Linked DNA regions of Homo sapiens: all the other regions are linked to region 4. The links are chromatin loops, found by intact Hi-C in ENCODE. Cell type or tissue: dorsolateral prefrontal cortex. All regions are shown on one strand. Links, peaks and the distances in the headings refer to the core of each region. The heading gives the core; the rest is flanking DNA. Region 1 holds the start of LOC124901492 (a long non-coding RNA gene). Region 2 overlaps ADGRB3 (adhesion G protein-coupled receptor B3). Region 3 overlaps ADGRB3 (adhesion G protein-coupled receptor B3). Region 4 overlaps ADGRB3 (adhesion G protein-coupled receptor B3). Region 5 has its middle 62 kb from the start of ADGRB3-DT.

Region 1 (5,000 bases), core at 1-5,000, 52 kb after region 4:
TGATGGATCAGATGGCATATCATTTCTGTACTATAGTCAAGGTACATTTAGAAAGAATTTTATGTCCAGGATTGCACTTTCCAAAAAGAACTCATATTTTCCTAACTACTTATCCAGGGGTATTTCTGGTATCGACTTCTAGATTTAGCATTGGTAACATCAGGAAAGCTACCAAGGAAAGCTTTCACAGTAGCTCTACCATCTAAGCACACAGCCCAGAGAAGGGCAACAGGGCAGAGGGATGAGAACTCCTGTGAGATGACTTATATCTCCGTTTTAATTATGCTTTTTATTAACCTGATAAGAATACAAAAATGTTATCAATTTGCTTACCAATTTAATGTTTGTATTATTCTATCTTATGTCCTCTAATTTCTTTGCCTATGTTAGAGTGGCTTATCTTAGATTTTAACAAGTGGAAAAAGGAAAGGTATATGTATGCTTCTAAATAAAAAAAAAATCACATTGAAGAATTTTGGCTTAAGTAAGAACTTCTGATAAATATACAGTCTGAATGGGCAATACATTCTGACATCATATTTTCCCTATTAAAATCAAGGCCACATAATACAGTTTATTGGCAAGGTTCCGGGATCCTGGAGCCATGATGTTTTGTTGAACTCTGGTTCTGCCTTTCCTTGCTGATTGTTTGACTTTAGGCAATTACTTAACCTTTGTGTTTATTGATTTCTTCATCTGCAAAAAAGGGCTAATGATAGTCCCTACATCATAAGGATGTTATCAGGATGAATGAAATAAAGATATCTATATCTACATCTGTATATATATCTATACGCACACATGCCTACATATTACGTGTGTGTGTTTGTGTGTGTGTAATTTAGAAGAAAGCCTAGAAAACAGTGCCAGAAAAATGTTTATATGTGTGCACGAGTGTTTTTAAAAATAGTTTTTAAAGGAAATTAGTCTCTGTGTGGTCTGGAAACTCCAGTAGCTGTGGAAGAGATTCCTTCGCTATTTCAAAAAGTGCTTTTTCTTTTTTTTTTGTTAGGCTGGGAGATAAGAGTTTTGTGGTTTTCATAGACTGCCAAGAACTTAATTTGCATACATAAATCTAGATATGGAAAGATGTATTGCAACATTGTCAAATCTCATCTGGACATGTTACTGGAAAGTATAGCTTTGGGAGCTACCAAACATCACCAAATATGTTATCAAGCTGCAAAAGAAATCAAATGCACTTTAAAATGTCCCTTTAGTGTACTCTGTCAATATTTTTTTTCAAAGAACATAGCCTCTGTTCTAGGAATTTCATTAATGTGTTATACTATCAAAATGTCAATTTGAGTGAAACTTACAAGTAAAAAGCCATTCTCATAGAAGAGTCAGAAAATCAAATCAAGTACAATTCAATAAAAATGCCTAGATAAAATAAAACAGAAGAAATTTATATTAAGCTCCTGAGAAATAAATGCTTGATTATTTTATTTTCAGAAACTATTAAAAGTTCAACAGTCATCTCTGGTGAAGGAGTTCAATTGGACTCCAAAGAATTGTTTTATGTCAGCTGATTGAGGATGAGAACGATTATATCACCCAGAATGACTTGCTGTCAACTGGTACACTTCACTGAATTCACACAAATAATTCCCAACATCAGTTTTCTAGTTTTTCATATGAAATTTGGATTTTCAAGAAAGGCCTATAGAATATAAAGCCCCAAATTTCACATGGAGGATAAATCTTAAAAGCCCTTTAATATTAAATTGAGAAAGACTCAGTGAAAAAAATTATAAAACTGTAGTGATGCCTCACAATGATGAACTTTTTTTTAGTCTAAAGAGTGACTTTTCAGGAAAAATAGGAGGTTAAATTACAATGTACCAGCATGGATTTCTTGGTATACATCTTTTAGTTTTTCTCCAAACTTTGCAGAACAGTATTGACATAATTTGGAAAGGATGCTTAGAAACAATCAACCAAGAAAAAGCTATTATTGATCACATTTTGGTGCAATTTTTCTGATAATCTTCATATAACCTTAATTACATTCAATGACATATGTTTCTTTAACCTGAAGAATTCCTAATTTCTAGTCTTAAATTATTTTTCCAAAAGTTTTCAACTATATCATTACCACAACAAACAATATGCCTAGAGAAGAATTCTGAGTTTATATTAGATTTTTGTTGCACAGATACAGCTTTAAGGCCTTTGTTTTCACAATTTCAACAGAATAAATCAATACTTTGAAAACTTTGCTCCACAAAGCTACTAACACTGAATCCTTCTGTTGTAGCATCATTGAATGACAAAGCTGAAAAGGAACTGGATATCAGGGATCACAAACCCAAATGCTTACAGGGGCTACCACACGGATATTGGACAAGAGGACTTAAGGTAACCTGGGAGAGCATTTCTGATTAAAGGTATTAAATTTCAAAAAGCCATGTGAAGTTGACTGAGCAAATCTTCAGGGAGCTTCAAGAGATCTTAGTTTCCAACATTGATTTTATCCAATGAGGAAACTGCAGCCCCCAGAGTGTGCAGCATCCAAAAGCACATAATATATCACAGTTGGGGTTAGAATATAGTGACTTCCATTCCAGTGCCCTGTCTGCTTTATAATTTTCTTCTTCCAAAAGCAATGTTTACTGTTGTTCTCCAACTGTGTTTTAACAAACATAAAATACAGCAAGTCTAACAAAAAGACATGTAGGGCCAGAATCTTACAAAACAGGATGTCAGATCTCAAAAATTCTATAGCTCTAGGCTCTTAATCTTGTCATAAATATTTTGTATCCTTTATTTTCCATATAGGGAAATAACCAAGCCCTCCAAATAAAGGATTTTCTGTGCCCTGTCCACATGGTCCATCTAAATGCAGCTCAGCAGTCCCAATTCCTAGGAGTCCAGATTGAGCTTTAAGACAGATGGCAGCAAACCATGCAGAACATTTCTGCAATGACACAGCTCATTTGTTTTTCTCTGCATAGAAATGACCTCTATCTTTCTGTTCATGGAGTAATGGATAACATATCAGACCAGGAATCAGGAGATCAATCCCAAATTTGGTTTTGCAACTGACTGTGTGCACATCTTGAGAAAGGCACAACTTTTCTAATTTTAATTTCTTCCTCTCTGAATTGAGAAGGCAGAGAAGATAATCTCTAAAGTTGCTTTTTATATCCCTGGTATAAGTGAGTTTTTACACAGGTTTATATACTTTTAGATGAAAAAATGTCATGTGATCAGAAAAAAGATAATGGAAGAAAATTTTCCAGCATACAATATTTGATAGATAATCTTCACTAGAACTAAATTTAAAGTAAACAGTAACCCTCCAACACTTACTTAACTGCATGAACTGGTGTCTATCTAGAAATTATATGGGGAATTTTATAGCCAATAATATTATTAGCTTCCTCATTGCCAAATCCATAGACCTCTTTAATAGCCTTTATGTTCTGCAAAATTGGACACTGTTGTTCACCTCCACCCTTCCTCTATTTTAATCTTGACTACCAAGACAACAATCCCTTGGGAGCTCTCTGTATTTCCTTAATTAATTAAATTTAATTTCAGGCTCTTGGCTCCTTTTCCTAGGCCCTCCTTTAAACATCTGTCAATGGTCCCCCTTGTTCACTCTGTGATCTGTGCTAGTGTTGACTCATCCACCCTCAGAATCACAACCACCACTTGCAGTTGCTAATAATGCTCAAATCTTGATTTTCACTCTAACCTCTCTCCTGAGATAAGATCAGTTTTTTATGCTCCCTAAATATTGTACAGGCAACTAAATACCACCTGCTCCCAAAACAGTTCTTCAGTGTACTCAGCAACCTCCATGTTACTCAGGCTAAAACCATGGCATCATTCTCAAGTTCTTGTTTTCCTCACCTCTGACATCAAACTGGTCATCAATACCTTTTGATTTGTGGTGGAAATGTTGTATGAATACATCTCATTCTGGGTAATATCATCTTCTGGCTTATTTCATATCTTTGGCATGTGGACTACTGCACTAGCCTCCTAATTAGCTTCTATCATTCTAGTTTTCTTCTATCAAACCAATTTTCAGGGTTATTGCCTGGATTCTCTTTCTACAACAAAAATCTAATCATGTGATTCTCACTGCCTTAAACATTTAGGGATCTATATTATATGTGGGATAAATCCTAAAATTCTCAATATATCCTCTAACATCCTTCAAATTCTAGACTGAAGCCCCACATCTGGCTCCCATTGTTCCTCCAACAAACCAGGGGATGAGCACAGGTTTATTCTTTAAGAAACATGTGATGCATGCTCACGCTACAAAATGACTTTGAATGTCCCATCTCTTCCGCCTAGACTATACCAATGCTTTTCTAATCTGTGAAGCCTTCTCATACCCCCAAATGTGGTTGGTGGTGCAATTCTATGACTCCCAGTAGCATTCCCACAGGTCTAATAAATATACATATATTTGCGGAAAAAAACAGACCAGATTATAAACATTAAGACAGTTCTAGAAATTCTGGTGTGTACGCTAGTTGCAAACATGCCTTTGTTATAAACTTTGTAACAATATTTCTGTCAAATGCACAGACCATGTCTTGCTCTCATTTATATTCCCAGTGCCCCAACACACCGCTTTAAGCATTTGCTTGATGAATTAAGTAAATGGTTCTTGGATTTTCTTTTTCCAATGATAAAAGTTAAATCAGTAGAAAAGAATGGGAAGGTCTCTTTATAAGGAATCTTCAGGAAAAGTGAGTTTTTACCAAAAAAAAAAAAAATATGGGTTTTTGTGCTTAGACTGTCAGAATCACATCTCTAAAAATCAAAGAAACATAGTCAGTAGTGAACTCTTTTATTTTTTACATAGGAATTCAGATTAAAATTTTATTTTTCTTTTTACTTCTAATACAAATTTTGTGGGCTTTTCTTAAATTATAAAAGATGCTGCTAGTCTCCAAGAAGCAGAAATGTTTGTTTTCACCATAAGCAATAATTTATTAAATTAGAACTTTCTTCCTAGGACAATAAACTATTGA
Region 2 (6,132 bases), core at 1-5,000, 140 kb after region 4:
ACTGTTTTAATCATTTATTATAAATGAAGTGGTAAGAAATAAGATATTTTTATTCCACATTTTATATCTCAGCTATATAGTCCAGAATTATCTTCAGCAAAAGAGTCCTATAAACTATAGTAAAGACCTCAGGACAATTAAAGATGACTTTGTTAATAAATACCAGTCTTTCTCCTGACTTGTACCTAAAAACTGGTAAACCATAATGTTATTTGAGTTTTTTTTTTTAAGTTATAGCCATTATATGTTAAGAGGTTTTTAAAAAGCTGCCTGAAATAAGACATTTTTATTTGGAAAAAAAAAAAAGGCTTCATTTTGTTAACTTAGTTGGCTTTCACAATTTCATATAAAAATTAGGGAAATAACTGAGTTTCTATAATCACATGATACCCCCAAATATGTCAAATATGATCTTAAACAAGAAATTTTAAAAATGTACTCAAATGTAATACTTTAATGAAGCATTAGTCAAATAATTTACTTTGTATGATATATTCAAGATAACATCTGTAATTGTTGGTGTCACTAAAAACAGCAATAGTTTTCTTGCCGTTCTTTTCTGGCTATGAAATTTTTCAGTACATGAATATATTATTAAAGAAGGTTCTAGCATAAATCCTATCTCAAAGTAGGCATCCCACTCCTGAGAGTCTATTGTTTTTCAATACTAAATACCAAATATTATGTCATAATACCAGTGGACACACTCACAATATTCAACATTTGATATATCTTTGCCATCACCATCAGTATTACACAAAACAATCTGGAATCACATCTACTAAGTGTGAAGACTCTTCAAATTTGTGCCACTTCTATGGTACAATACATGTTGAAGATATTTCTACTCAAGGCAGGCCTTCTGAGTCAGTATTTATTAGTGAATAAAATGGGAGTCAAAGGAGAGTAATCTTGTATTTATTCCTCTGCTGACTTAAGAGACAACCTTTTTTAATAGGAAATGGAAAACACCAAGTAATATAAAATATAAGTGGAATTTTTAAAACCCAATTTTAAAAGCTGGAATTTCATGTTATCATATAAAATAACACTCTGGAATAAAATGAGATATGATTAGTACAGCTATATGTAATGATTAACCTCAAGCTCTATGTCATTATATGGTAGTTTATTTAAAATGGTATTAAATAATTATTTATTAGTATTTTATATATCATAATATCAAATATTGAAGATAGAATATACTTTGCTTAAATTTGATTAAATCAAAGGTCAATAGATTTTCACATTCCTTTCCTACAATGTAGCCTAGCCAAAAAGAGATTATTTAACTGGGGTAAAGAGTGGTACATGTATTTTGTAAGAATTACTTAACAAATACATCACCTACAAATGTGTCATCAGTAATTACTTATCCTTACCTTTCTGAACTCAGAATACCTAAACAAAGAACACAAATTCAGAATGTACAGAATAGAGACTATGTGCTTTTACTGACATAGCATATGTTGTTCCCCTATGATACAAACTTTTTCTAGTTCAACTCTATTAACATCATACTGCACTTTAAATGTAAGTATATTTGTCAGTGAAGGTATTTCTTTTTCATTTTGCCAGTGAATTAATGACAATATACAATTTGTCTCCCATGATTTATACATCTGCTGTCTAAAATCACTCTTATTTGTCTTCACTTACAAAACAAATGGCTATCTAGTAGCTTCTGTAAATCCCAGCATTATCTTAACCCACATCTCGGGATCATGATCAAAAAATCTTTGAAAATCATGCTTAATGCACACACAACAACTTTGTTTTTGTCACTTACCACCTTTCATATAAAAGAGTTGTGACACTGAATTCACTCTCCACTGTCGTCAGTACTCAATTTAACCATTGAAGAAACAGATTTTCTAAACTGTATTAAAACAACAGTAAAACAAACAAAAACCAGCTTCCTATGTTAATGGTTTATTAGCCAGTTTGTAACATCACATTTTTTGTGTGTACTGTAGCTTCTTATTCTAGGGGACACTAATTAGTTTTAAATGGTGTTAAATACCATCCCTGCAGTTGCAAATGCTTCTCTGGGATTTTTTACTACAGAAAATAACTCCTGTAATTTAAAACCACTTTGTTTTCTTCAGTCACAGCTGATAGTGAAACACTGACCTGCAGAAATCTTTAAGGTTTTCACCCCTCTCTCACTGCCATTAGTCTGCATTCATTTTCTAACAGGTCTTTTCCTCTCCTACCATTGCTCTTCCATAATTCCCATCCCTTAAATTGCAGCCAGCAGAGAAATAGCATTAGGCTATTTCGGTTCTCCATCCCTCCACTTCCCCTTACAAAGCCTTGGCTACACTTAAAGAAAATTCTCCAACAACGTGTCAATTTTATATTGGCCACAAAGACAACTTCTGTTGGTTGAGGAAAAGGAAAGAGGGACTGGAGCTTGGCGACTGGAGTTTGGCTGTCCCTTTCCACAGACTGGGATCTTTGTGGCAATCAGAAAACATTTCCTGCATAAGAAATCAACACACTCTCTGGTTTCAGGATTGGGAAGCAAGAACTAATATGTATCAGCAGTGTCCTTAAAGGAGTGGAACACAACATCCATTAACCTTCCAAACAACAAAAGTCATTTTCTCAAAATATGTCACGCTGTCTTGCATTATTAAACATAATCACAATCTCAAATCCTCTGGTAGCTCCCCCACTGGGGATTGGGTGAAAACTATAAATCATTCCTGTACTTTCTTTTTCTTCCGCATTTCCGTTGCACTTCCTCCCCCTCCTTTCCCCCAGCTAGCTCTGAGACATTCCCTCTCTTCGTGTACGTCAACCGGGGACTAAGAAGATAAAGGCAAAAATTCACTCTCAAGAGGAGGATGGGGTCTTAAAGGATCACTATGTGTTTTCATTGCACCCCTCCACCCCGTCCTCAGGTGACTCCAGAACCAAAAGACCTGGAGAGTTTGCGCTTCTAGTGAGTTCCTTCTGACCCAAGAAAGAGCAAGCGTGCGAGATTTTTGCGCAAGCACCTCAAATAAAATTCCAGACCAGGGGAGAAGGGGGGTACACCTGCCTTCATGTGTCAGGAAGTCATTTGGTCCAAACAGGCAAACTATTAAGTTTGCACTACCTTTTAGTCAAGATGCCCCAAGATCAGACCTGGAAATGGGTGGGGAGTGAGAGGGAAGGACTCCGTGGGGATAGGAGAGAGGAAGTAAAGTGGACGTTTTGCTGGGCTGGAACAGAAGGGAGATGTCTATAAATCCACTTCACATGTGGGGCGTGTGTGTGTCACCATGAGGGGCTGCAGCCTGAATAAAGAAACCCCTCTCCCTCCTCACCAATCTCTAGTGCATGCTGGCTCTAGGTTTCTGCATCTTTCTCCTGAAAATTCCACCCTCACTTCCAGCGCATGCTGCTGAGCTATCCAGTCCTCACCGCCCTCTCTAAAACCTTGAAACCTAAAACTAGCTCAAGAGACCTTTATCAGTGAATAGCACAAATCAAATGAATCAAAAAGTGACAATAAAGGATAAATAATTAGGCCTGTGTGTTGAAACAGCACGTTTTAACTCCATCCCCCAAAAGTGCTCCCCCGCTCACCTTCCCCTCTCTTTGGCACTTACCTTCTTTGGGTGGTCGCTTGGCCTCCCTGGTAAGATTGCAGACTTGGGTGGTTTGCAGCTCCTGGGTCAGGCAGCCCTCTGTCTGCTCATTCAGGGGTAACACCACGTTATTTAACAAAATCAGCGACTGGTCGTCGATCCCCCACTCTCCCAAATGCTGAGGGCAGGTGCATTTTGTATACATGATCCCACATGATTCTGTTCTCCCATTTTCTGATTTTAAGCAGCTCTCCAACCAAGTACATAATACATGGCAACCAAACTGGCTTGGGCTGACCTTGTTCAATACCAAAAACTCAAAAAAAGATTTCTGATCTTCTTCCCCTTTTTTCTGTAATCCTGGGAAATTAGTTGGAAATACTCGACGTATTTGAATAAAATTTTTATCATACTGTAGAAAAACGAAAGCATTCTTGGAATTGCAGAGTTGCATTATAGAATGATTCTTTCTTAAAAGATCCTTTATTTTTTCATGGGAAAAATGATCAAACTGATAAGCCAGGAGTGAAAAGTTAGAGCAGCTAAGGTCCTTTTTGGAAAATTTCAGGTAAATGCTATATTTGGTTGGATCTGGATTTTCCAGCGTCCAAGTGCAGTTTGTAAAGTTTTTAGGAAACATTTCACTTACAGAATACGATCCATAAATGACTCCCTTCACCAAAGTTGAACACCAGAAGTCTTGGGCAGCATTAAATCCAAACATAACCAGGAGATAGGTGGAAAATATATAAATCAGCAGGTTACGAACAGCCTTCATCCTATGTCATTTGGCCTGTAAAAATGGCAATGAAAGTAAAATGCAAGTAGGAGTCTACGTGCATTGAGAAAATAAACTCCTTTCAATATTACAGCCAGCTGTTTTCAAGATTTCAGTAAAAAGCCCTTTTTAAAAGAAGGGCAGGTAATTTTTATTTTATAACACAGGAAAATTATCTGTTGCTGTGTGAACAGCGCCCTCATGTGGCCATTCACAATGGTCAAATTCGCAACATTCAATTTAAAAATAACATTTAATAGATTATTAATAGGAATGCCCTAACTTATCTACTAGGATATCCTCCACGTCCATTATCATTCTATCGAATGAAAAGGGAAAACATGGAGTTTTAAAACGTCATAATGTAAATGTTAATTGTCGAAATAGTATTAATCAGTCTATAGTCTATACAACCTTTTCTCTCTCTGTCCTCTGCGGTAAACACTATCATACAAAATCTAATCTGATAATCTGGGAACAGCTGTCATCACATTATTTCTCTCCTCTTAAACGTGAAAAGTAATGATGATAAATTATGGCCACAATTTTAAAAGCACAAATAATAATTTATTACAGATGGAACATCATCTCCCAAATGCCCCACTTGCCTTTGCAGGGGCCACCATGTGAACTGCTCAGAAATTCCTTTGCAAAAACATGGGCATTCATGTGGATTAGTTAATTTTAAAACCATCATTTGAGAAAGGGCATAGATGGATAAATACATAGGGAAGACTTGTTGTTCAACATCACCATTGAGAACCAGGATTTAGGGCAGTCATTTCAATGTGACATGCCCTTTTGGGATACATAAAGTGGATCACTGTATTAGTATCTGTATCCAAAGGTGATATCAGTTAAAAAAAAAAAAAATCCAGAACCATAGTAATTGAGCTGGTTTCAGTCTTTTAATTTTTGAAAAATTATCTTATCAACTGTAATTTAAGGCTTACACATGGTAATAAAATACATTAACATTTTTGTTCCTAGCAGATTTCAATTATTAAATTGCTCCCTTTCCAACAACAACTCCAAAGCTCCTCTTTTCTTTTCTTTTCTTTTTTAATTTTAACCCTGGCTTTGGATAATAAAGTAGTCCTTGGTTATATTTACCTCTGTAAGTTGTTATCCAAAAATAACTTGAATATTTTTCAGCTTTAACCTTTAAGAAGTTATTTCTTAGAATAAATGACACTGCTTTTGTTTGTTTGTTTAGCCTTTGAGCTGATAAAAGTGATGCCAAGTTAATTTTAAAAGTCTTTAGGCTGCAGTCTCTTCCACTGTTCTGTAAACAGAGACAGACATACAGACATATAGATAGTTAAGAGTTTTCATGCCTTTGCCTGGGTCTTCTCTGAATCAAAGGATAAAACCCTCTTCCTTCCCATTGCATAACACACACCAACGCATGCACACCAAATCCAGTGACCGAAGTCCCTGAAGATAGATCTGCATTTTCCAGATTATAATTCAAATTCTATGTCTTGATATAGGCAAACACAGCCCCAACTCTAAATCTCTATATAGCAGCAGTTTAAAATAACATCAGAACTGCTGGGACCATCAAAACAGTGTTCTCTGTTTCAAGCAAATAGCTCAATGAATAATGCATTTTCTTCATGAGAAAATAAAGCCAATGAGCATTTAAAGGTTAAAAAAAAACAGAGAAAGTTGTAAGAAATTCTGGAAATAATTTCCTTTTTTTTTTTTTTTTTTTGGTGTTGCACTTTGCAGGCAATGCAGGTCTGCGCAGTGTTCTTCAGGATAGAGTGT
Region 3 (5,000 bases), core at 1-5,000, 190 kb before region 4:
GAACAACCTCATTGGTTATTTCATGCACTTACCTCACATGTGTTGGGCCTGTGTCCTAGGACCTGTGCTAGCACTAACATGTGCTAGGCTACATTTTTACCTAATATGTGCTAGAGCTAGGCCCTGTTAATGTAACATGGTGCTAGGCCCTGCTTTAGAAGAACCAATGGTGCATAAGAAATGCAGTCTGGGACAGGCACAGTGGCTCATGCCTGTAATCCCAGCACTTTGGGAGGCCAAGGCGGGCAGATCATGAGGTCAGGAGTTCAAGACCAGCCTGATGAAACCCCATCTCTACTAAAAATACAACAATTAGCTGGGTGTGGTGGCGTGCACCTGTAGTCCCTGCTACAGGTGCTGAAGCAGAAGGAGGAAGATCCCAGCTACAGGTGCTGAAGCAGAAGAATTGCTTGAACCCGGGAGGCAGGGTTTGCAGTGAGCCAAGATCGTGTCACTGCACTCCAGCCTGGGTGACAGATCAAGATTCCATTTAAAAAAAAAAAAAGAAAGAAGAAAAGAAAAGTAGTCTGCCTAGACATTCTTTTAGTCAAAGGGAGGAGGCAAGGTGAAACAAAAAATTACTTGAGTACAATTATGATGAGCACTTCAAATAGTAAGTACAGGGTGCTATTTTAACCTAAAAACTGAAGAATCAAGGAAGGCTTCCTGGAGAAAGTGACATATAATTAAAACTGGCAGTGTGCGGTACAATAAATGCTCCAGGCAGAGGAAACAATTTGTGCAAAGGCCTTGAAGCAAGGAAGAGCTTGGGGCATCGAGTTCAGCAGGGCTGGAAGGAGAAGAGTAAGACCAAGTATAGAGTAATGGTCTGGTGAGAGAGGCCATGATTAGAGCCTATAGGGCCACATGGGCAGCCATTGAAGGGTTCTAAAAAAGTGAAATGATTCAATTTTAAATTTTAAGATAGTTTGCCTTCTGTGGGTAGAATAGATGGCCAATGCCGTGGAGGAGACCAGTGCAGTGCTTCAACCCTGAAACATTGATGGCTTTAGGTAGGATGATTAGACTAAAGATGAGAAAAATTGGTGGATACAAGGTAAATTGAAGAGGTAGACAAAACTATGTGAGAATTTAGGAAGACAAAGGGGTCAAGGATGATGCTTGCTTTCTGAGTTGAGGAGCTGGGTAGTAAGTGGTACTGTTCTCCTCCATCTGCCCCCTTAATCCAATTTTCATGCCACATCAAAAGAGTAATCTCTAAGATAAAGTTTAATCCCACAATTTTCTGCTTAAAACCCTCCCATGCTTCTCCAGTACTGACAGGATAACACAGAAAGAACTAAGATAGCTGTGCTTAGTGTGATCCAAAGGCCCTGCTCATAAGGGCTGTAGCCTACCATTCCCATCACGGCTCATATTTACTCTCCTATGCAGCAGCCACACAGTTAATTTTCCTGAATATTTTTGATCTGTGGTTGGTTCAATCCACAGATGTGAAACCCATGGATATTCTTATTTTGAGGGGTAAAATTCCTATTTATCCTTAAAATGCTGCTTAAATGATGTATTCTCCAATAACTCTTTCCTAATATCTCAGTTATTGAATATATGAATATTATAGCCCTTCTCACAACAGATTGAAAATACTTGGTTATATCTGTGAACCTCCCCAATTCCCCAGTGTTGCTTTTTAGACTAGCCAGGTTTTACTTTATCTTTTTAATCTGTTGTAATGAACTACAGTGGTATCTAGTATACAGTATGTGTTCAAAACACTTTCATTAAAGAAATCACTTTTACTGGGGAAATAACATACCAGCACTGTCCAATAAAATTTTTTCAATGATAGAAATGTTTTATATTTTCACTGTTCAGTATGGTAGGTGCTAGGAAAATGTGGCTAGTGCAATTGAGAAGTGAATTTTGGATTTTATTTGATTTTAGTTAATGTACATTTAAATTGAAATAACAACTATGTTGGACAGTAGTGTAATAAATGATATTCATGTTTCTATAAATGCCAACCAAAAACTATTATAGAATACTAAAAGAAGGAGAATTAGGACAAATGTTAAAGTTCAAAAAATACATCATGAATAGGTTATTACATAATTGAATTCTAGATACAACGACTCGTCCGTTTTTAATAATGACATGGCAATAGTTAATCTAATCTGACTGTCATATTTGATTATTCTTTTTGCTCCATCCATACATCCCACTTCTGTTTATTATCTCCCTCATTATCTCTTCATTTATAATCTTTCACTTTTGCTTCACTTGTACTATCTTTTTGGTTTTCAATGCTTTGAAATTCAAATTTCCTTTAGTTCCATTGGTGAACTTTGAAACACATTTAATAAAACCTGTTGCTATAGTTGAATACTAGATTTCCTGATTCAGTCGTGACATAAGAAAACGAAGATTCAATTTGTATCATGAACTTCTTCATTTCCCTGTCGGGGTATCAGAAAGTTTTTCACACTTAGTATTATTCTGGCAAAAGGTACTTCGTTGCTCCCTGCCCCTCCCCCACGGTCAAATGTGTAGTTAGAAAATGTGGTCATTGCAAACCTTAGCCACTAGATGGCACTAGTGAGCCAGTAGGGTGAAATGTTTACTGGGCCGGCTGCGGAATCTGATGGGTTCAAAATCAAGGTGGGGAGTAAGAGTAAATATGTGAAATAAGTCAATGCTTCATTTTTTTTTTAAGGCAAATAGTTGGGGAAAAATAAAACGTCCTCTCTTCATGCAAGTACAATGTTTAATGATTAAACTAGCATCAGTTACAGCTTACCTCTCCTCTTCCTTGCTCCACTGTCACAGCTTCCCACCAGCTGCACAGGCCTTCTCCACCCTTCTTCAGTACTACAGGCCGACTGCAACCTCAGAGCTTGTGTGCAGGTTCTTTCTGCTTTGACTATCCCCCGCTTCCTCCCCCTCAAACATGTCTGCATGACTCATGTCTTTCCCGCCTTCAATCTTTTCTCAAACCTCACATTCTCAGACCCCACTGACTGCCCCTCAAACACTCCCACCCCTTCCTCTCCTTTATCTTTCTCCAAAGCACTTTCCTGTCACCTTGTAACATCTATACATGTTTTTAGCTGATTTATTTTTCTCTTTTGGCTAGATCTGTTTTTGAATTACCCTATTTCTTAAGATCGCAGAGAATGAAGATGATTTTGCAAAAATACTGTAGACGTTGTGTGTGGGGCGGGGGTGGAGGTGGGGGGTGGATCCTCTAGCAGTAGATAGCCGTGTCCAGTTAGGAGCAGAAAGATAGGGAGGTTAGCTACTACAGTTACCTTAAAAATTAGTCAAAAGATGTTTCCAGGGTATCATGTAATGACTAAGTTTGGCCTTGGAGGGCTATATCTGACTTACTAAGATCCTATAGGACCATTTTTTAGAATCCCCCAATGTGCCCTACACACATCCTCACTCTGGTTCAGGAAGAAGCTGATTAAATAGTTGTTTTCCTTTGACCAACCACATCTTTCTATTACTGAATTTTATCTTCTTAATGACTATCAGTTTGGTCTGCCTACAAACAGCCAAACAAAATGAAAAGCAAAAGTCAATAATTTTTTAAACCTAGAGATGTCAACAACTTTTTGTTTTGTTCCACAGTAAATTTATGAAGCCTTGGATTCATTGTGCTTCTTGGAGACAGAAATCCACTACACAAATTATTATTATTTTTAAAAAGGAAGATGGCAGGGGAAATCATAGATTCACAGGTGCAAACTGGTCCAGGGTTTTCAGCTTTTTAGTAGTAATGTCAAACGGTACAGCTGCTTTAACTATTTTATCAAAGGTGACTTGGCATTCTTTGAAGAGTCTATCTCAGAAAATAGGTCGATTTATGCTTATACCAAAAGCAAAATAGCTTTAGACATTAAAATAACAATTGATTTTCTGCCATCTCATCTTTATGAATTCCCCAGTAGTGGGATCTTTCTAGGTACTTCTCAGTGCCACTTATAGAATTCATTCATTCAACAAATATTTACTGGGCACCCAGCATATCCCAGTCACCTTGTTAAATACTACACATAGAAAAGGCTAAGTAAGAATAGTCGATGTCTCTTGACTCCTAAAATGGTCATAAAGATGATAATTTGAGGAATTACAGTACACAGGATGCCCACTCTAAGCTGAGAAGCCCTGGCTGCTCTGGGAGTACCTTAGGGAAGAGTGTGTCAGTGGAAGATTTCCAGAGGGATGTCCAGGTTGAGGTGTAAAGGAGAAGCAGGACTTCCACCAATGAAGAAGGGGAGAGTGTGTCCTGGGAACCACATGTGGGAAAATCCAGGGAGCAAAGAGAACTGGGAATAACCAAGAAGGTGACCGTTTCAGAAAGGGTAAAGTGTAAAGTTGGGGATAAGTAGAGGTGGGTGATTCAGCAGGAGGAGGGGTAATATATGATGAGGTAAGCAAGGATCTTGACTTTATATTAGGGGCAAGGGAAATTTATGACAATGTTTTAAATGCTTGCTATGCCTGCAGTTTGGAGAAAGGGTTGAAAGAAAGAGAGCTGAAGACAGGGAGGCCTACCACAATCTAAATGATGTAATTAGGGAAGGGATGAAGAATCATAGGATGTAGATTAATTCAAAATTTATTTAGGAGGTAGAATGGGCTCAGCACTATGGCTGATTGTATGTAAGAGGTGAGGAGGATAAAGAAATAAAACACAGAACTCAGGTTTCCAGGAAGGATATCTTATGTGCTAGCGAGACCCTGAACTACAACATGTGAGGAAGAGATGACTTGGGAGAGGAGATGCCGAAAATAGTTTTGAGTTTGACATATCTAGGCACATACAGGTATTATAAAAAAGTTAATTGATATATATGATGGAATCCAAGCTCCAGAAGAAAACAAGCTAGAGATAGAGATTTGTTTTAATTATTTTTTCTGTTTAATGGCACTTGTGTGTGTTTTGTAAATTAGAAAATAAACTAGCTGAGGCTGCTCTCTAGACTGAACATAAAAGCATACGATTGTGCAGCAATAGGAAGGATTCTCTCTTT
Region 4 (5,000 bases), core at 1-5,000:
GAGCTATTTTATCTAATTGTAATCATCATATTAAATTATCCATATTAAATTTCCTCTATTGATTTATCTGGTATGAATATATCTTCCCAGCTGAATCCAGTTTTTTAAATGAATGAATGAGACCTTTACTCTTAGGAGCCCACAAAGTTTAAGTAGGGACAAAATTATTAGCTTTCTCTTTTTCAAAGGGTTGTGTAAGATCAAGGAGCATCCTGCAGATAAAAGCATTTTGAAACTATAAATTATTACACAAATACTTTTTTTGTTCTTCATATTTTTAATTGTGAAGGAACAAGTTAGCTTCACTGGTCTAAAGTAGCAATGTGCTAAAAGATAACAAGGTCTTCCAATGACACCATGCCTGTAATTTACATGGCAGATTAAAGGGAAACACAAAGTCCAAGAGAAAACTGCGTTTGGCATAGCAGAAATTTTATGACCTCATAAGTCAGAAGATCCTGATATAAATGGTGAAAATTATGATTTCGCTGAAGACAAGAAACTACTTGGAAGACAGCCAACCTAGACTTTGCTTCAAGTTTTAATTTTGCAGATGAGCAATCACATTAAACTGTACACGAATTCATGCAGTTGCAGGTTATATTATCAACTTGAGGATAAAACAAAACAAAATGAAACATAAAAGCTTCGCTTAAGACATCCAATTTTCAAGTAATATTTTTAGTTCTGACTTGAGATATAAAGCAGCTATCTAAAACAGAATAAAATAATTAATCAAGACAGTGATTAAGACATTTTAAATAACATTTTTTAAGAAGCTACATAATTGTGAAATCCAAATAAAGTCTGTAGTTAATAGATGTGTACCACTGACAATTTCCTTGTTTTGATAATATATTCTGGTTATGTAAGGTTAGTTACCATTGGGGGAAACTGGGTGAAGAATACAAGGGAACTCTGTACTATTTTTACAACTTCTGGATAATCTAAAATTATTTCAAAATAAAAAGTTAAAAAAAACCCTTGTGCTTAGCACACCAGAAATAATCTATTAAGAAGTTGAAGTACAAAGTTTATAGCCTCGTAAGGACTGTCTACGTGAAACTGAAAATGGAGTTCTTACATGGCTATATAAATAAGGTGCTCATCCATTTCTTAATCACTCCACAAACATGTACTCTCAAGCGGTATGCATTGGATTGATTGTAATATTTTCCTCCTGACTTCCTTTGGGAGATGCTCTATCTTCTTTTCTAATCCTTTCCTCATTTGGCCATGAGTTTCAAATAACCTAAACACTTCTGCTTGAAGGTTTAGTCATCTCTGATGAACATACAAAGACAACTAGTTACCAAATCCTCCACAGATCAGTTTTCAAAATAACAAACAACGTATCTATGAATTAACCATGAGGCACTGGTCACCGTCCCATTATATCTCCTCTTGGGTTACATGTATAGCTTGTCTGAGACTAGACAAAGAAGAAAATAGTGGGACAAATAGCAGTTTCATTCTCAATGATGCAGCTGTTAGGGAATGAACTTCTAAATCTATTAAAGGGGATTCCACTCGGAGTATGAATATCCCTGCAGTTACTCAGGATGATTTCTTATTCTAAGATCTAACAGTGAAAAGGGGCTATGCAATGTAAAACAACCAGTTTTCACTTTCTTTAGATGGGAACAAATATATGTATACTTTTCTCTGATTAAATGGAATTCTTCAAGCTGAAAGTCATTATTTTCAAAGAAAAATACACTCTTAGGGAAACTTCTCTGTAGGATAAAAAAAGTGTTTCTTCTGTGGTTTTATTTCCTGCTGAAACATTCTTCCCATCACACAGGAATAGCTAGAATAAGAAGTAGGGAAATAAAGAAGTCAGTACACTCTCTTTCTCTCTCATTTCCTCCATTGTATGTAAAACATTGTCAGGAGCACATCATCTGTAGCATGAATAAATGCTGTGTGACTCTCAGAAAATTCTTAGCCTCTCTCTAAGCCTCAGATTTAAAAAATAACACCTAATGTTTAATGTCTGTGATTAGCCTAGATTAATTTGGCACAGTGCTTGGCATATGAAAAGCTCCATTCTTTCTGAAAGCTAGAAAGTCGGAGGCAGACATACTACTAAGACCTGCCTTCTTTCCACTGATGATTTGATATGCCAAACGTTGTTAAATCCTCCCTGCAGTAGTGGTTTATGGTATGTCAGTGTAAGTCTTCTGCAATGGTTACATAATCTCTGTCTGTAACAGGGCTTCCAGATCTTCAGTGACCCCATGTTGCCCAGGCAGCATCATATGGAAACTGTGTGCTTCTCTTCAGGACTCTAGGGAAGGGGCATGTTTGTGGGGAGAATGAGGGGGGAAAGATAACTCTGCTACATCTGCTATAGCTTTCTAAGGCCACTTTGTTTTAATTGTGATTTTATTTACCTTCTCTGTTACACACACACACACACACACACACACACACATAATATATACATATATACAATACAAAATGTCTGGAGACTTAATGTTGCCCAGGCAGCCATATATGGGCAGTATCATGCCTCTGTTATGTATATATGTGTGAGTGTGTGTGTGTATACACACACACGTAATATGTACGTGTATATAATTTTAAAAAATCATTGTTAATAAAGTGGGTGATCTCTTCTTTAGCTGAGAGTAGGTGATTTCTTCTTGCCAAGTCATCACCCACTAAAATCGCTGCAGCTCCCAGTGACTGTTTGCTGCATTACCATTGGCTTATTTTTTCACGGTTGGCTCATCTTCATTTGTGACCAGAAACAGGGTTCCCATTTGCTACACTGATCCTTGGAAGCCTAACTGAGAAACAATGATCATACTGTTTGGGTTAAGTCCAAACCAGAAGTGCCTTCTGTGCTCCACCAGATGGCAATCCTGCATCAGAATGGGGGAAAATGGGGACTGGAGAGAGGTAGTATTTTGGATATATAAGTATATAGTTCTGGTATTTTCTGCAATGGGAAAAACTGACAAACACGCAGGTTGGCTCAGTGAGAAATGTAGTGTAGGTGTTTTGTAAAAACTCATCACAAGTGCTCTGCAAAGTTCAGAAAAAAGCAAACAATTGGAACTGCCTGAATTAAAATTATGCCGATGACTAACAAGTCTGTGCTACATGACACTGGAAGAGTTGAAAACACATCTACAAAACATACAGTGTGTTCAAGTTTGTGGTTATAGTCACTATCTGCATTTGTTTAGTATTCTAAATATACCTGTGTTTCATAGCGAGGAATTGTCTTAACTTTTGCATTTGGAAAGTGGGCATGACAATACATTGCTGGTAGAATTAAGAGATAATGTGTACATGTACATGAACAAGCTATAAAGAATTGATATAAAGAGATTTTAAAGATCTAGTTTTTCCAACAACATAAGGTATATGAAGCTTTTCCACTTGTCACTTATAGCAGCCTTCACCATGTACTAGACTAGATAACCTTACCCATTCCCTGGAGAAATCCAGTCCAGAATCTCTAACACATTGCTCATGCCTGTAGTCTGGCTCTGCTCCAAGACAATGTCATTTGCTGGCAGAAAGTGATGCTAATGAAATAGCATCTACTTCAGGATGCCTGATGTGATGTCTGTGACTGGCTAAAAGGCCAGTTCCATAGACAAGAATAAGTAGAGTCAACATTTGTAGTCTTTTACATACTGAAACTTAATGCTACATTGGCATCAACAGGCTTTGTTGGTTCATTGCTTAAAGGATGTTCTAGCTTACTAGATCGGGATGGTTTTGCTTTCCTTGCTTAGCAAGATTGCATTTTCCAGCATGTTTCAAACATCAGCTGAAACAAAACTTGCCATCAGCTATCAAATCGGTATTTTTGTGGCAGACCCTGTGTACATGTCTATGCATGAATTCTCTGGACCTTCATCTCTTCTCAGTTGGGAGTCAGCTTAAAACACCTTTGAGAGATCATTTAAAATATTTTCCACAGATATATATTAGCATATCTGCTCATGTTTAGTAGTCGTTTTTTTTTTTTTTTTTTTTAGATCCCAGAGAGATCAATTGATTGCTTCCTAATCCCTTTGGTCCCATTAGCAATTTTTTTTAGTACTAAAGAAGGGCATATTTATTTTAGCCATTCACTATAACTTTCTATGTGTCCAAAGATATTTTTCCCTTACACCTGTGCCTTTTATCCCTGATCATTCTGGTTATTACTGGTCGTTAATATGGGTTTTTACTTTGGCTCTCTAATACAAATTTATCTTGCATAACCAAAGTATAGAGATATTCACAGCAGGAAAAATAATTTGCCAAAAAAAATATATTTCTACATTCCTAGCAGAATTTTGGGTCAGGCATCTTTTTCTATTTAGGATATGTAACCAAAATGTTGACGTTTGAAGATAATTGCTAATTGCATCATAGTGCAAGTGAACCAAGGTCAATTAATTTAACATGATGCTTGTTGGCAATGGCAAAAGGTTATATCACTGTGCTTTCAGAGACAAGAACACACACTTACATGCTATTACAGTGCGGGGTTCTATATTCCTTGCACACAGGGGAAGGCATCAAGATGCAGCTTATCAAACTTCAAATTATGAAAGTTGGATTGTATTATACCACAGAAGCAAATCTTGCACATTGTATATTAAATCAGTTTTTTAAAAGGGCTGTTTTACAATATTTTCTATAATCAAGCAGCTAAATGGGTCATAGTATAATAGTTTATACATTTTTCCTAACCCAAAGACCACGTAAAAATTTGACCTAATTAAAGATCTGTAAAGAGCTTTTAAATTATTCTACTAAGGTGAATTTTGCTTAGTTATGAAATGAGGTTTAAGGATTCCTTTTTGATTATTTCATGTAAAAATCTTCAAGAAAATTAAAGAAGATTAATAGCTTTAGAAACAAAGGTGACACAGACTACAGCTTTTCATTGTGAATACCCACTATAATCTGCAATATCATTTTTCTTAGATTTGTTTACTTTCCATTATTCATAATTGCTTCTTTTAATTGGACCATGCTAGCTCCGT
Region 5 (6,321 bases), core at 740-5,739, 210 kb after region 4:
ACTCCCTTAATAAATCACAGTTGTTAAGAATCTCAGTCTCAGGCTCTTCTAATGAACTTGACCTAAGACAGGATCTGATAGCTGTTACTTGATTCAAAGCTTTTAAGAAATATTTCAGGTAACTTAAATTTTAGGTAACTTGTTTATTAAACATGAAACTGAACTTTGGTAAAGGAAGTAAAAATGAGAACTCAGATGAAGAGTGAAGATGATGAATAAAAATGTGAGAAAAAGTCTTGTCTAGTTCGTAATTTTACATAATCTAGACACGGATAGAGTTCCTAGGTCATATTGTTAACTGTGATGAAAATTAATCTTTGTATTAAAAACTATAGAAATAATGGGTTACTCAGCCTTGCCTCACACACACAAAAAATCACATTAGTTTTAAAGCAGATTTTTAAGTGTTGGCTTCCTCTTTCTCCCTACGATTTATTTAAAATGAACTTTAATGTGTCGGTTTTTCATTCTGCCCTTTCTTACCTTTTTAATACCGAAGTAGCTGGTAACTATAGACATGGGTGACCTTGTTTTCAGGATATAAATAATTTGTTATGCACATATCTCAGTCTTTGGCTTGGAACCTGGAGTAACAAAACTCAGAGATACTGGAAAGATGCTGCTTCTCCCCTCTTCCACGCCACTCAAAAATTAATGAGTGTTTGTCCACCAACAAACTCTTTCCTAAGTCTACTCAGAAAACAAAATCTATTTTGGGGAAGATTTTTTAATTGTAGTATTGCTACATATTTTTATTACTGCATAATAGAATCACATATTTTGGGGATACTAGGATAATTTGATACATTTATATAATGTGTAAAGATGAAATCAGAGTAACTGGGACATCTATCATCTTAAATATTTATCTTTTTAAATATTAGGAACATTTGAAATATTCTTTTAGATATTTTGAAATATACACTAGATTAATGTTAACTCTAGCCACCCTACTAATCTATCAAATGCTAGGTCTTATTTCTTTATCCCTCCCTCCCTCCCTACTACCATCCCCAGTCTCTGGTAACCATCAGTCTACACTTTATCTTTATGAGATCCAAGTTTTTAGTTCCCACATATAAGTGAGAACCTGGAATATTTGTCTTTCTGTGCCCGGCTTATTTCAGCAAACACAGTGGCCTCTAGTTCTATCCATGGTGCTGCAAATGACAGGATTTCCTTCTTTTTCATGGCTGAATAATATACCACTTTGTTTATATACCACATTTTCTTTATCCACTCAGGTTTTTTTTTGGACACATAGGTTGATTCCATATCTTGGTTATTGTGAGTAGTGCTGCAATAAACATGAGGGTGCAGATATCTTTAATATAATGATTTTCTTTCTTTCAGGTAAATTCCAAATAATGGAATTGTTGGATCATATGGTAGTTCTATTTTTGGTAGTTTTTGAGGAATCTCTATACTGTTCTCCATAGTGGCTGCACTAATTTACATTCCCATGAAAAGTGTATGAGGATTCACTTTCTCTGCATCCACTCCAGCATTATTTATCACCTGTCCTTTGGATAAAAGCCATTTTACCTCGGCAAGATAGTATCTCTTTGTGATTTTGATTTGCATTTCTTTGACAGTTAGTGATGTTGAACATTTTTCATATACCTGCTGACCATTTCTATGTCTTCTTTTGAGAAATGTCTATTCGGATCTTTTGTTTATTTTTAAATTGATTATTAGATACTTTGCTCATGAGTTGTTTGAGCTCCTTCTATATTCTGGTTATCAATCCTTTATTAGATCAATAGTTTGTAAATATTTTATCCTATTCTGTAGGTTGTCTCTTCACTTTGTTGATTGTTTCCTTTTTGGGGCATAAGCTTTTTTAGCTTGATGTAATCTCACTTGTCTATTTTTGCTTTCGTTGCCTGTGCTTTTGAAGTCATGCACAAAAATATCTTCACCCAGAACAATGTCCTGCAGCATTTCACCAGTGCCAATGTTTACTTACTTATTTTTTTTTTTTTACAGTTTCAGGTCTTATATTTAAGTCTTTTATTCATTTTGATTAGATTTTTGTTTGTGGTAATAAATAGGGGTCTGCATTCATTTTTCTGCACATGGATATTCAGTTTTTCCCAGCAGCATTTATTGAAGAAACTGTCCTTTCCCCAGTGGAAAGGATAGGTGGGAGTGCTTCTCTGCTCTTCTCACTCATCTGACAACCTGCTTACTGCTCAACTGTTGGGAAGCCCCTCTATCCTCACAACCCAGGGCAACATTATTGCCCAGAAGAACTTTCTGGGAACAGAGAACTGGATGGCCCACTCTTGCAGCCATGCCCACACTCCCCTCAGAAACATACTGGTTGTGCCATACTGGTTGTGTCCCTGTGGTGCCACTGCCCTGCCCAGGGATGCTCTGCCCTTAAGAAAGTGCAACACCAGATCATTTGCAAAAATACCACACAACCTGTTCTGACTTTGGCAAGCACAGGGGACCAGCAGGTCCCTGGGAAGTTGTGGGTCCTCTGGAGACCTAACCCTTGGTATGGATTGCCCCAAAGGGAGGGGGAAGCACAGCCTGACAAAGCTCCCCTTGGAACAATGGAAACATGGACACGGTGTCAGCTGCTGAAGGTACTGCAAATGGCAAAGGGTTCATCTCCTGGCCCTTCTGCCCCATACATTATTGCCGACACAGCATTTCCTCCAGCAAGACCTGGTGAGCATTCACTGAAATAAGGTGCATTTTGTGCTTTTCTGGCAGCTCTACCCACACTGAAAGTCAACATGCACTGAATGAAACTGGCTTTTTATGCATTCCCAGTGTCTCTACCAAACTGAAAGTGAACCTGCACCTGCTTGGGCTTTCACGAAGAGTGGGGTAAAGCACCCCTTCCTATACAGAGCAGCAGCACCCTGGCAACAGAGGACAGAACGTGGAGTTGCCTGCCATGCACTGGGGTTAGAGAGTGCCCCAACTCACATTCTAGCATTAGCTGTCAGAGAGACAGATCCATGTCCCACAGCTACAGTGCATCAGGGAACCAAAGGATGAAGCCTTTGTAAACATGTCATAAACCAGGTGAGTAAAGGGAAGCGGATTATGTTTCTGTTGGGGAAGGATGAGGAACTGGTACCCACACTTAGCCCCTTTCCCCAGAGACTAAAGCTTAACACATTATAATCTCTTCCTGCAAGGCCTGTCAGGGTGGGTGTGTCCTCTAGGCAGCAGTCTACCTGCAAGCTCTTACTCTTAAGCACCATCTACTGGACTTCAGCCTGAACTGCACCACCAACAAAAATACATCACTACGACAAGCAGCATCTGAGAAAGCTACCACATAGGACCTATCCACAACCAAAGAATCCATACAGAGCCTTTGTCCCCTGAAAGCACCCAGAAACAAAGCCAAATGATCATCCACAACATAAACTACAGTAATACCCTCAAAAAAGAATTTAGAAAAGCCTCGTCACAACTTTAGCAATTTCAAAAATAAGACATGATAGCTCCCTAGGATGAGAAAGAACTAGTTTAATAACTCTGGCAGTGCAAAAAGCCAAGGTGTTTTGACACTTCACAAAAATTGTGCTAGCTCTCTAGCAATGGATCCTAACCAGGGTGAAATGTATGAAATGGCAGATTAAAAAAATTCAAAATATGGATTTTAAGAAAACTCAGTGAGATCCAAGGGAAAGTTGAAATTTATTACCAAGAAACCAAAAAAAGAATCCAGGACACAAAAGATAACATAGTTACATAAAGAAGGAGCCAAAAAATACTCTTAGAATTGAAAAAATTTACTACAGGAATGTCAACATACCATTGGAATACTTAACAATAGACTAGACCAAGCAAAAATAAGAGATTCAGAGCTTGGAGATGAGTCTTTTGAATTAACCCAGTCAGAAAAAATAAAGAAATAAGATTTTTAAAAAGTGAACAAACCTTTCAAGAAATATGATATTATGAAGAGTAACCAAATCTACAACTTATTGGCATTCCTGAGAGAGAAGACAAAGTAAGTAAATTGGAAAACATATTTCAGAGAATAATTCAGGAACATTTTCCCCATCTTACTAGATAGGTTGACACCTAGATACAAAAAATTCAGAGATCTCCTGCAGAATATTATTCAAGATGATCATCACAAGACACATAGTCATTAGACTATTTAAGGTCAATGTGAAAGAAATATATTAACAGCAGTTAGAAAAAAGGGCCAAGCCATCTATAAAGGGAATCACGTTAGCTGATTTCTTAGCAAAAACATCACAAGCCACAAGTGATTGGTAGCCTATTTTTAGTCTTCTTAAAAAAAATGCCAACCAATAATTGCATATCCTGCCAAACTAAGCATCATAGGCCAAGGATAAATAAAGTCTTTTTCAGATAAACAAATTCTAAGGGAATTTGACACCACCAGGCAGTAACTATAAGAATTGCTTAATAGAGTTCTTAACATGGAAACACAAGAATGACACTTGCTACCATAAAAACACATGTAAGTACAAAGCTCGCAGACCCTGTAAAGCCATAATACAATTGAGACTGCAAAACAACTATGTGACAACACTATGACAGGAACAAAACCTCACATATCAATATTGATGTTGAAGATAAATGGCCTAAATACTCCGTAAAAGCAGAGAGGCAAGTTAGATAAAAAACAAAACAAACAAACAAAAAACAAAAACAAAACAAACAGAAAAAAACAAGACCCAACCTTCTATTGTCTTCAAGAGACCCATGTCACATGTACTGACACCCTCAGGCTTAAGATAAAGGGGTGGAGAAACATATATTACACAAATGGAAAACAATAAAGAGCAGCGGTCACTATTCTTGTATAGGGTAACGCAGACTTTAAATCAACAATAGTAAAAAAGGACAAAGAACATTATACAAAGTTAAGGTGTTAAATTCAACAAGATTTAACTATTCTAAATCTGCACCCCCAACACTGAAACACCAAGATTTATTAAAAAATATGATTAGACCTAAGAAAAAGGATAGACAGACATACTATAACGGTGAGTGACTTCAGCACCCCACTGGCAGCGTTAGATGGATCACTGAGGCAGAAAACTAACAGATAAATTCTGGACTTAAGTTGGAGACTTGACCAAATAGATCTAATAAACATTTACAGAATATACCACCCAGCAACCGCAGAATATACATTCTTCTTCTCATCTATACATGGAACAGTCTCTAAGATTGGCCACATAATTGATCATAAACCAAGTCTCAATACATAAAAAAAATCAAAATGATCAAGCAGCTCCTTGGACCACAGTGGAATAAAACTAGAAATCAATACCAAGAGAAACTCTCAAAACTACACAAACACATGGAAAATAAACAACTTGATCCTGAATGACTTTAGGGTTAACAAGAAAATTAAGGCAGAAATAAAAAAAATTCTTTGGGAAAAAATGAAAATAGACACACAAAATACCAAAACCTCTGGGATACAAAAAAGGCAGTGTTAAAAGGAAAGTTTATAGTGCTAAATTCCTACATAAAAAATATATATATATCTCAAATTAACAATCTAATGTCACATCTAAACAAACTAGAAAAACAAGAACAAACTAAATCCTAGGGAAGTAGAAGAAATAACAAAGATCAGAATAGAACTAAATTAAATTAAGACCAAAAAGCTATACAAAGGATCAATGAAATGAAAAGTTGGTTTTCTGAAAGGATAAACAAGATTGATATACCATTAGCTTAATTTAAAATGAAAAAAAGAGAGAGGATTCAAATATGCACAATCAGAAATAACAAAGATGACATCACAGCTGATACCACAGAAATACAAAAGATCCTAGAGACTACTACGAAGACCTCTATGTACACAAAGTAGAATATCTGTAAGAAATGAATAAATTCTTAGAAACAACTTCCCAAAATTGAACCAGGAAGAAACTAAATCCCTGAACAGACCAATAACGAGTTCTAAAATTGAATCAGTAATGGAAAACCTACAACCAGAAAAAGCTCTGTACCAGATGGCTTCACAGCTGAATTCACCAGACTTACAAAGAAGAGCTGGTATCAACTTGACTAATATTTCAACAAATCACAGAGAAGGGATTCCTCCTTAACTCATTCTACAAAACCAATGTCATCCTGATAGCAAAATCTGGCTAAGACATAATTAAAAAGAGAACTACAAATATCCCTGATGACACATAAATCCTCAACAAAATACTATCAAACTGAATCCAGTAGCATATCAAAAAGGTAATGCAGCATGATCAAGTAGGCTTTATTACTGGGATTCCATATGTAAAAGATGTTTTTACATATTCAAATCAATGTGTGATTCACCATGTAAACAGAATTAAA

What was found. A loop is a pair of places that touch in the nucleus more often than their neighbours do. Peaks named below come from ENCODE experiments on the same cell type or tissue, not always from the same donor. Only the 100,000 strongest peaks of a DNase experiment are listed, where the experiment ranks them.
Region 1: it touches region 4 in a loop (4-fold over the local background); 7 of 110 quality-filtered maps call a loop at or near these places.
Region 2: it touches region 4 in a loop (9-fold over the local background); 64 of 110 quality-filtered maps call a loop at or near these places.
Region 3: a loop joins it to region 4, with 2.8 times the contacts of the local background. A loop is called at or near these places in 5 of 110 quality-filtered maps.
Region 5: it touches region 4 in a loop (2.7-fold over the local background); 9 of 110 quality-filtered maps call a loop at or near these places.

Annotation. Positions count from the first base shown.
Region 1 is chr6:68,724,406-68,729,405 of GRCh38, reverse strand. The region is part of intron 3 of ADGRB3 (adhesion G protein-coupled receptor B3); the gene reads right to left. It overlaps LOC124901492 (a long non-coding RNA gene), which reads left to right and starts at 2,159. Exons shown (of 2, transcript XR_007059925.1): 1 at 2,159-2,361. In dorsolateral prefrontal cortex, for the core only: a CTCF peak has its summit at 2,892; no DNase peak of the experiment used is centred there; H3K4me3 peaks cover 207 bases; H3K27ac peaks cover 4,810 bases.
Region 2 is chr6:68,636,903-68,643,034 of GRCh38, reverse strand. ADGRB3 (adhesion G protein-coupled receptor B3) reads right to left here. Exons shown (of 32, transcript NM_001704.3): 2 at 5,473-5,644; 3 at 3,603-4,374. The coding sequence starts at 4,359. Among named protein-coding and RNA genes, the nearest start is that of ADGRB3, 4.7 kb to the right of the region's middle. In dorsolateral prefrontal cortex, for the core only: CTCF peaks have their summits at 4,361 and 4,573 (motif pointing left); a DNase peak (open chromatin) is centred at 4,564; H3K4me3 peaks cover 4,899 bases; H3K27ac peaks cover 5,000 bases.
Region 3 is chr6:68,965,796-68,970,795 of GRCh38, reverse strand. All of the region lies in intron 8 of ADGRB3 (adhesion G protein-coupled receptor B3), which reads right to left. Among named protein-coding and RNA genes, the nearest start is that of ADGRB3, 330 kb to the right of the region's middle. RefSeq lists an enhancer at 2,425-2,719. In dorsolateral prefrontal cortex, for the core only: a CTCF peak has its summit at 2,543 (motif pointing right); DNase peaks (open chromatin) are centred at 2,525 and 2,845; H3K27ac peaks cover 2,098 bases.
Region 4 is chr6:68,776,668-68,781,667 of GRCh38, reverse strand. The region is part of intron 3 of ADGRB3 (adhesion G protein-coupled receptor B3); the gene reads right to left. Among named protein-coding and RNA genes, the nearest start is that of ADGRB3, 140 kb to the right of the region's middle. In dorsolateral prefrontal cortex, for the core only: a CTCF peak has its summit at 2,872 (motif pointing right); a DNase peak (open chromatin) is centred at 2,817; H3K4me3 peaks cover 2,931 bases; H3K27ac peaks cover 4,156 bases.
Region 5 is chr6:68,569,619-68,575,939 of GRCh38, reverse strand. No RefSeq gene overlaps it. Among named protein-coding and RNA genes, the nearest start is that of ADGRB3-DT, 62 kb to the left of the region's middle. In dorsolateral prefrontal cortex, for the core only: a CTCF peak has its summit at 3,248 (motif pointing left); no DNase peak of the experiment used is centred there.